2 separate regions of the Mus musculus genome follow, and region 2 is linked to region 1. A link is a contact called in ENCODE Hi-C or POLR2A ChIA-PET data. All regions are on one chromosome and are shown on one strand. Each heading gives the region's core, a stretch centred on a gene start or an enhancer-like site at or near the end of the contact. The rest is flanking DNA. Distances are from core to core; before and after follow the strand shown.

Region 1 (3,976 bases), core at 496-2,995:
TGGCTGTCCTGGAACTCATTATGTAGACCAGGTTGGCTTCAAACTCAGATTCACCTGCCCCTGCTTGTGTGTGCATTTGTGTCTTTGTGAAATGTATGCATGTGTGGTATGTACATGCATGTGGAGCTCAAAAGTCAACACAGGATCTCCTCCTTCAGGCGCCCTGAACCCACAACTCATCGGTCTAGCTAGCTAGCGAGTTCTAGAGCCCTGCTAGCCTTCCCCTCTCACTCTCTAGGCTGAGGCTACAACCAGTGTGGGGGCTGGGATCGGACCCCCTGCCAATGCAGAAAGTAAGAATTTCCAAGCATGTCTTCAAATGCTTATCACTCCAGTGACTATATTCTTTTGCTATATCAATTCCTACATACACACCACCTTTATTTTTATTTTTTATTTTTTAGACTTAGTTTTACTACAGAGCTCTGGCTGTACCTCACTCTGTAGACCAGGCTGGCCTCTACCTCACAAGAGATCTGCCTACCTCTGCCTCCTGAGTGCTGGGATTAATTGAGCGTGCCACCATGTCCGCTCCTTTCCGCACTCCAGATTGAGTTATATATGCATTATTGACGTATGAGGTTATATAGGACAGATAACAGACTTTGTCAGCTACTCTGAGCTTGCAAAATCGTACTCAATGCTCCGTGCCTACCGACGGAATGCTTAACTGAAGATTATTCATTGCAATGGTTCCAAAGGTCTAGGGTCATCATTCCGACAACTTCAAGAGAAAATGTGTTTGTGCCCAAAAAAAAAAAAAAAAAAAGAAAAAAAAGAAAAAAAAGAAAAGCATATAAGTGAAGATTAATCTGAAAATACTCCATGTTCAGAATTTTAAAACTCTCTAATTACAAAAGGCTGTGTCCACTTACTCATGAATTGTTACGTCTCCTTCTTAGAGACCACAGCTGGAGAAGTAGATAAAAAAAAAAAAAGCTGTCAGCAGTTAGTAATTGATGGGTGGAATAGCAGTGTTACCATAGCTGCCTATCTAAGCACAGTGGAGAAAGGCTTGGCAAACCAACCCTGAAACACACATACTAGTAAGTATAATAAACTTAAATAGCATGAATTTTACTCATTCCCGCATCTCTAGCCAAGAGCCTGAAGAGATCAACTCTAACCAGCTCCAAGGGAGGTAGCAGGCAAAGGGGCCGGTTATCCGGCCATTCCCAAGTCCTTGAAGGGACACCAGATCAGATCCAGGATTTGCTTCCTTCCCCGCCCCGCTACGGCCTTCCTCCGGATTGGCTGGCTGGCGAACATCACGGACAATATTAAACAGCGATTGGCCGGACTGCTGGAGGGCAGCGTAGTCCGCAGACTACGAGGGCTAAGGAGGTGCTGGGGAATCCTCCGACCTCCGACGAGCACGAGCGGACACGACCAGAGGCCACCACCCGCCGCGGGCCTCGAACCCTTGGCGCCAGACCCAATTTACTCCGGGCCACCCTGGAGCCCGTAGGTTCCATTATCAGACACATACACCCGCTGGCCCTCCTCAGGGCCGCGGTCACGATGCATTCTCTGGCACCGCCTTTCCTCCCGGCGCTGCCGCTGCGTCTGCACCATCCCTCCCTCCCTTCCAAGCGCGGGAGCGGCCCGGGTTTTACCTGCACGACCCTGGTGGCGGAAGCCATCTTGCTGCCCATCGTGACCCCCGAGCAGGGGCAGCTTCCGGGGCGCAGACGAGCTGCAGAAGTATCTGGAGTGGGCAGCGTGGGGCGGAGCCTGTGTGATGTCACTGAGGAGCTATAAGGGACAACTCCACCCCTCTGCGTCCGCCCCGCCCCTCTTCCCGCCTAGACACTCACCTCTGGCCTTCCAATTACAACGTTGTGCTGTAACCAGTTGAACTATTTGGTTCGTCATCCTAAATTATCTAGGACCATTTCCCTCCTAGATAGCTAGTTTCTAATTTCAGTACAGTCCGAAATTTAATCTGAAACCACCTCTTGTGGCTTCCTAACACGAACGATTTTATTAAAACTTGGGAGTTACATAGATTCCCTCCCTTGCTCAACCATCCTCAGAGAAGTCTCCTGAAGCAGATGGGGATCACAGCCACAGCCAGGCAATATGCATCATGAAAGACCTTTGAACACTCAGCCTTAAAAGGAATATCTTCATTAAGTGCCTCCCCTCAGGGCTCAGGGAACTCTGCAAAAGAATAGGAGAAAAAAAGTGTTAAGACACAGAGGGGCTGGGTGGAGGACTCCAAAGAATCAAGGCCTTCTAAATACAACAGGGCTGGCACACATATAAACTTTCCAAGACAGCAGCAGCATGCATAGGGTGTGTATCAGATGGGGTCCTCGAGCTGAGAAAGAGTGTATACGTGTCCCCATCCCTAGCACAGATAGCCACTCCCAAATGAAAACTTAAAATTTTCTTCAAGGAAGTCTCACTGGGAAAACAAGCCACTCTTAAGGCCCTGTACCAAGCAGTAAATAGCCAATCCAAAATGAACTCAACAGCATTGCTCAAAGTCCTTTGTCTCATAAGGTTAAGTCAGGGCACTTTTTCTTTCAACCTTACATATTCTTTGCATGTGTATTTCGGATTCTGGTTTTGTGGTTTTTTTTTTTTTTTTATGAGATTCCTGGGTGTGAAGCGTGTGTGCTCTGCTCTTTCTTTCTTTCTTTCTCTCTCTCTTTCTTTCTTTCTTTCTTTCTTTCTTTCTTTCTTTTTTTTTAACATTTATTTATTTTGGAGTACACTGTACTGTCTTCAGACACACCAGAAGAGGGCATCAGGTCCTGTTACAGATGGTTGTGAGCCACCATGTGGTTGCTGGGAATTGAACTCAGGACCTCTGGAAGAGCAGTCAGTGTTCTTAACCACTGAGCCATCTCTCCAGCCTCCCTCTGTTTGTTTCTTGTAGCTGAAGTTCTGTGTAGGTCTGGAGATAGGAAGATTGGATCATTGGAGCTGTGTACATTTGGAAGATTACATCACTGGGGCTAGTTGGCCACCAACCTAGCTGCAGGTTCAATGAGAAACCCTGTCTCCAAGAAATAAGGCAGAGAGTGACAAAAATCAATACAGAAATCGTCCTCTGGCCTCAGGAGATATGCACAGGCACAGGCACACAAAGCTGGGCATGAGGACATGGATCTGTAACCCCATTACTGAGCAGGGGAGGGGGGCAAAAATGGACTGGTCCTAGGCCTTGCTAATCAGCTAGTCTAACTGAAATAGCAAGCTCCAGGTTTAACAAGACACCCTGCCTCAAAAATATAAAAATAAAAAAGCTTGAGGTAGAGGGTGCTGAAGAGATGGCTCATCAGGAAAGAGCACCGTTGCTCTTCAGAAGTCCCAGGCTCAAGTCGCAGTCAGTACTCACATGACTGTTCACAACCATCTGTGTGTGGGTGGGCTGTGGGTATGGGTACACACCAGTACACTCATGTAAGTACCACACACACACATAAACCAAGCCAAAAAGACAGTCAAAAATGTATTTAGAGGATACAAATATAGCTTAGTATTACAGCACTGGCTAGAATATCCAAGGCTCTTGAGTTCTATTCCTAGTGCCACCAAATAAAACGAGTGTAACTAATGACAGATGCCTATAATTCCAATCCTTGGGAGGTGGTAGCAGAAGAGTCAGAAGTTCGAGGCCAGTGTGTTCAAAACCAGCATGGACAACATGAGACCCCGTTTCAAAAAATCAAAACCAGGGCCAATAAGATGGCTCTGGTAAGGGAACCTGCGGCAAAGCCCAGTGAGTTAGGATCTACATAGTGGAAGGAGGACCCACACACAACGTGTTATCCTCTGCCCCCTCCTCTTTGTGGTGACTCTTGAGCCCTTGGACTGTACATTGGCACATGCTCTTTGAGAGCAAAGCGCCAGTTCTGAAGCAGGGGAAAGATAACTTGAAGTAGGTTTGGGCAATAAGGCCTGGGAAGCAAACTGAATGTGTAGTTATGGAGCACAGATAAAGGCTGGCAGGAAGCAATGAAGT
Region 2 (3,976 bases), core at 1,077-3,576, 89 kb after region 1:
CTCTAAACTCGCAATTATTAAATTTTGGATATGAGTTTATAGTTCCTTCTTGAAATGTGTCCACTGCTGCCACTCACAGTCTCTAGATATCAAGAGAGGAGGAGGGCATGGGGGCAGGTACGAGGGAGAATATGCCCAAACAATGTACACACATAAGCACTTGCTGCGTGTGTGAGCGTGAGCCCCTGGCACTCACGTAAGGCCAGGGTGTCAGTCACTGCACTACAGAGGCAGAGGGAAGCCTGAGGCTGCTAGGCCGCATCCAGGCCCAGAGAGGGCCTCTGCCTCAAGGAACAGGCCATACCAGCACATAATTCACACACATATACAGCAAAGCTGCTGACCAGGTACAGCGGCCTATGTTAGCACTTGCAAAGCTAAGGAAGGAGGTGGCCAGTTGTGGACACCATGGTATAATATCTTGTCTCAAAAATAATTTTGATGTATAATAATAATAATACTAGTTCAATTCAATGAATTCAAGCATTCATAGGTGTAAACAGAAGGCATGCATAGTAAATACACAGATTCTGAAACAACTCAGACTGCCAGGTCATTCATTAGTTGTGTGACCTTAGGCAACTCAGTTTCCTGCCCTATCAAACAAGGATACTACTACTTAGCTTGTAGTGTTCTTGGAAAGACTAAAGGGATCTATACACTAAGAGTCTTTGGGGCATAGGAGGTACTCAGCAAATGCTGGCAGCCCTGACCACTGGAATTTGTGCACTCAGGCATAAAAATAACCACACTGGAAGGATCTGATCATTTCGAATGTTGCAGTTAAGATCCAGTGCTCGAGCATACAGAAAACTCTGGAAACCTGAAATCCCTTGAAATTCAGCCAGCTCTGAGTCAAAATTTGAATTCTGTAATAACCTACGATAGAAGGGCAACTCTGCCAAGCAAATAATACAGGTAAGTTGGCAAAGGATGTTTACCACGTTTAAACTATTTATACTCTCACTCTCCCCCCCCCCCCATCCTTGAACTGTTTGAGAGTAAATGAAGTATATCACATTTTACCCTTGTATTTCCTAAAAATATGGCAACTCTGCTATGAAATCTGGAGTTATCAACAGGAAATTTAACAAAGATCTGATACTTTAATCTGTCTCCATAGTCCAATTTTGTGACCTGACCTAGTCTTGTCCCTTCTATTACTTCCCTTTATTACCAAACCATAGCACTAGCCCCTTCTGCATCTAGCTGTTTTATGGTCACTGGTTGACACGTGACATGCTATAAATGAATTGCTGAAAATAGACAGAAAACCAAATGCATTCTGCAAATCCCGCAGTTGGTTTAAATTCTACTCGGCATATGGGTTCCACCCCCACCCCCCCAGACAAAAGTTAGCTGGTATCGCTGTAACCACGGTCTAAGAACCTTTTCAAAAACAATCACGAAATCTCATCGTACATACTGCTAACCAGTTTGAACGAAATTGTTGGGCTTTATTTAACACCACCTCAGAACTTAGGACAGGACCTAAGGGCACAACTGGCTAGAGGCTTTAGGAAAAGGAAAATAATTTAGGCTGGAGGAAAAGTAAAGAATTTCCACGCTACGAATCCCCGTACGGCATGAGTTTTGGGGGAGAGGGGGAACGTACATTTCGTACTATTAGAATAAGCCCCCACCTCTCCCCACAAAACCACGGCAACGAAAACTCGATGACAGGGTTGCATTTTTGCTGTGCTGTATACCCAAGTTCATCGGCTTGTACTTTGGTTTCTTCGCCTGAGACGGTGACACCTTGCGCATATCCTCTGGGCGAGCCGTGGGACAGGCTACGGAGCCCTGCGTTACTTAAGTGGCAGGGAGGGACATTCAGATCCTCTCTCTCTAGGGACTGGAACCTGGCAGGCAGTGCGTCCCGAGCCCAGACTCCCGCCCGCTCGCCGATCTCAAGCCACGGACCGCAGAGGTAGCCCGCGGGGTCCGAGCAAGGCGGGAAGCTTGTCCGCACCGCCGGCGGCCGTGGAATCCCACCTTACCGGGCGCTGGGCACGTCCACCGGCCCGAGGCCACCGCCGGGCCCGGGCCGCGCGTCCCCGCCGTACTTCTCCTCCATGCAGGCTCAGGAGCCGCTGCCCGCGCCGCGGGCTCTCCTCATGGCTCGCCGCCGCTGCGGAAGCGCGGGCGCAGGCGCGTCACTCCCCCATGTCAGCAGCGTCCTCGCAAGCTCGGCAGTCTCCGCCGCTAGCCCGGGCTCGGCAAGCAGGCACACGCACGCTGGGCGGGACTAGGCCGCGGGCTGTTCCGGCAGCGCCGTTCCCCGGAGGCCGTACGGGCAGGAACGTTACCGGGCCACGTCATCCGCCCCGGCAGCCCTCACTCCCGGGGGAGTGACCAATCCTGCGCCTGCGCGCTGGTGGACACGTGGCTTCGCTTCACTCAGGCTCCTCCCACCGCTGGGAAGGCTCCGCTCGACCCGCCCCCTCCTCGCGTCTTCAAGAGAAGCCCCTAAGAGGTCCCTGCAGCGCCACCTAAGGTCCATCTTGGCTACAGCGTGTTCTCCTCGCTCGAGGGATGGATGGATGGTCCCCTAGAAAATGCATATTTGTGTTAACAAACAGAGCTTAGCCCTTTGCTTCAGGGTTCTTCTTTCTTAAACGGCTTCACTTTGTAGCCCAGATAGACCTAGAACTCAGCATGTAGCCCAGGCTAGCCTCATAAACCTGGATGATGAATTTCAGGCGTGAGCCACATATAGGCGTTGCTAACTCAAGTGCATTAACGGTTTTTTTTTGTTTTTTTTTTTTTTTTTTTTCTAATGAGAAAGCTAAAAGTTTTTTGAAGTGCCTGTGACTCCCACAAAGAGATTATTATTTTTGGATTTCTGATGATACGATAACGCAGAGTGGGAGGCTAAAACAATGGAGAAAGGCAACTGCTTGTGGATTTAATTGTTGGGCAGGAGTACAGGCTAACCTGCTCAAGTGTGTGAGAGGGAACACAGAAGGAAGGGGCTACAGGTGTGCTATTGTAAACAATTTTATTCCCTTTCTAAAAATATTGATTTTCTTCAATCCTGTCTTTGAAATGATATTACTTAGTGTAGACATATCTATATAAAAGCTATTTTTTTACAGGTACCTGGGTCTCTATTGGTCTGAGTCTCAATAATTGTGGACATCTTGGTCAGCATGGTGGCGCATGCTTCTAATCCCAATTATAGCCAGAGGCAGTTTGAAGCCAGCCTGGTCTACATACTGAATTCTAAGCTAGCCAGGACTACAAGGTGAGATCCTGTCTCAAAAGGAACAAGAAAAGAAATAAACAATTGTAGTCACTTGACCTATCTGTTGTTTAGTTTTCCTCCCGTTCGTCGTTTGTTGTTGTTATATAGAGGCAAGGTCTTATGTAGCCTAGGCTGGCTTCCAACTTGATATATAGCTAAGGACGGACTGGAACTCTGGTCTCCCTGCTTCTGTCTTCCAAGTGCTGGCATTATAGGCACACACCCCCTTTCCGGAAAGTAGGAATAGTAATATCTATATTATAAAGCTGTTCAGAGGGAATGTGAGTGGCATTTAGTATTACTCAGTAAGTGTTAGCTATTATTACTGAGGGAGGTTTGGACTGGTGATTTGAAGGAGAAAGTGGGGTTTCCAGAAGGACAAATCATAATTAGTTGATACTATTCTACTGAATTTGAACACACACAAAGAGTCCAAGTGACATGTATGTGAGCAAGCTAGCAAAGGCTTTACCTTTAATCTGTGGTAGAGAGTAGTTAGCAAGCTGAGAGCAAGACTCAGCTGACAGTGTAACATGTTAAAGTCTGGAGGTTTTCCAAAGAGCATCTGATAAACAGGAAAGGCTGGCAAAGAGTTTGTGAGTCATTTCATATTGATAAATTAAAAGGAGAAGAAGAAGAAGAAGAAGAAGGAGAAGAAGAAGAAGAAGAAGAAGAAGTAGTAACAGAAGCAGAAGAAGAAGTAACAGAAGCAGAAGAAGAAGTAACAGA

The links. Hi-C counts contacts between places; a loop is a spot of excess contacts on that map. ChIA-PET counts read pairs that join two places held with the same protein, here RNA polymerase II (POLR2A).
Region 2: a map of heart shows a loop between it and region 1 (8-fold over the local background). The contact joins the promoter of Slc30a5 here to the promoter of Mrps36 in region 1. A Hi-C loop is called at or near these places in 11 of 37 maps with a recorded cell type or tissue (gastrocnemius, heart, left cerebral cortex and 1 more). POLR2A ChIA-PET finds 5 or more read pairs at or near these places in 4 of 5 experiments (Patski and embryonic stem cell).

The regions. Positions count from the first base shown.
Region 1 is chr13:100,742,914-100,746,889 of GRCm38, forward strand. Mrps36 (mitochondrial ribosomal protein S36) reads right to left here and starts at 1,746. Exons shown (of 4, transcript NM_025369.3): 1 at 1,617-1,746. The coding sequence starts at 1,655.
Region 2 is chr13:100,831,101-100,835,076 of GRCm38, forward strand. It overlaps Slc30a5 (solute carrier family 30 (zinc transporter), member 5), which reads right to left and starts at 2,327. Exons shown (of 16, transcript NM_022885.2): 1 at 2,001-2,327. The coding sequence starts at 2,077.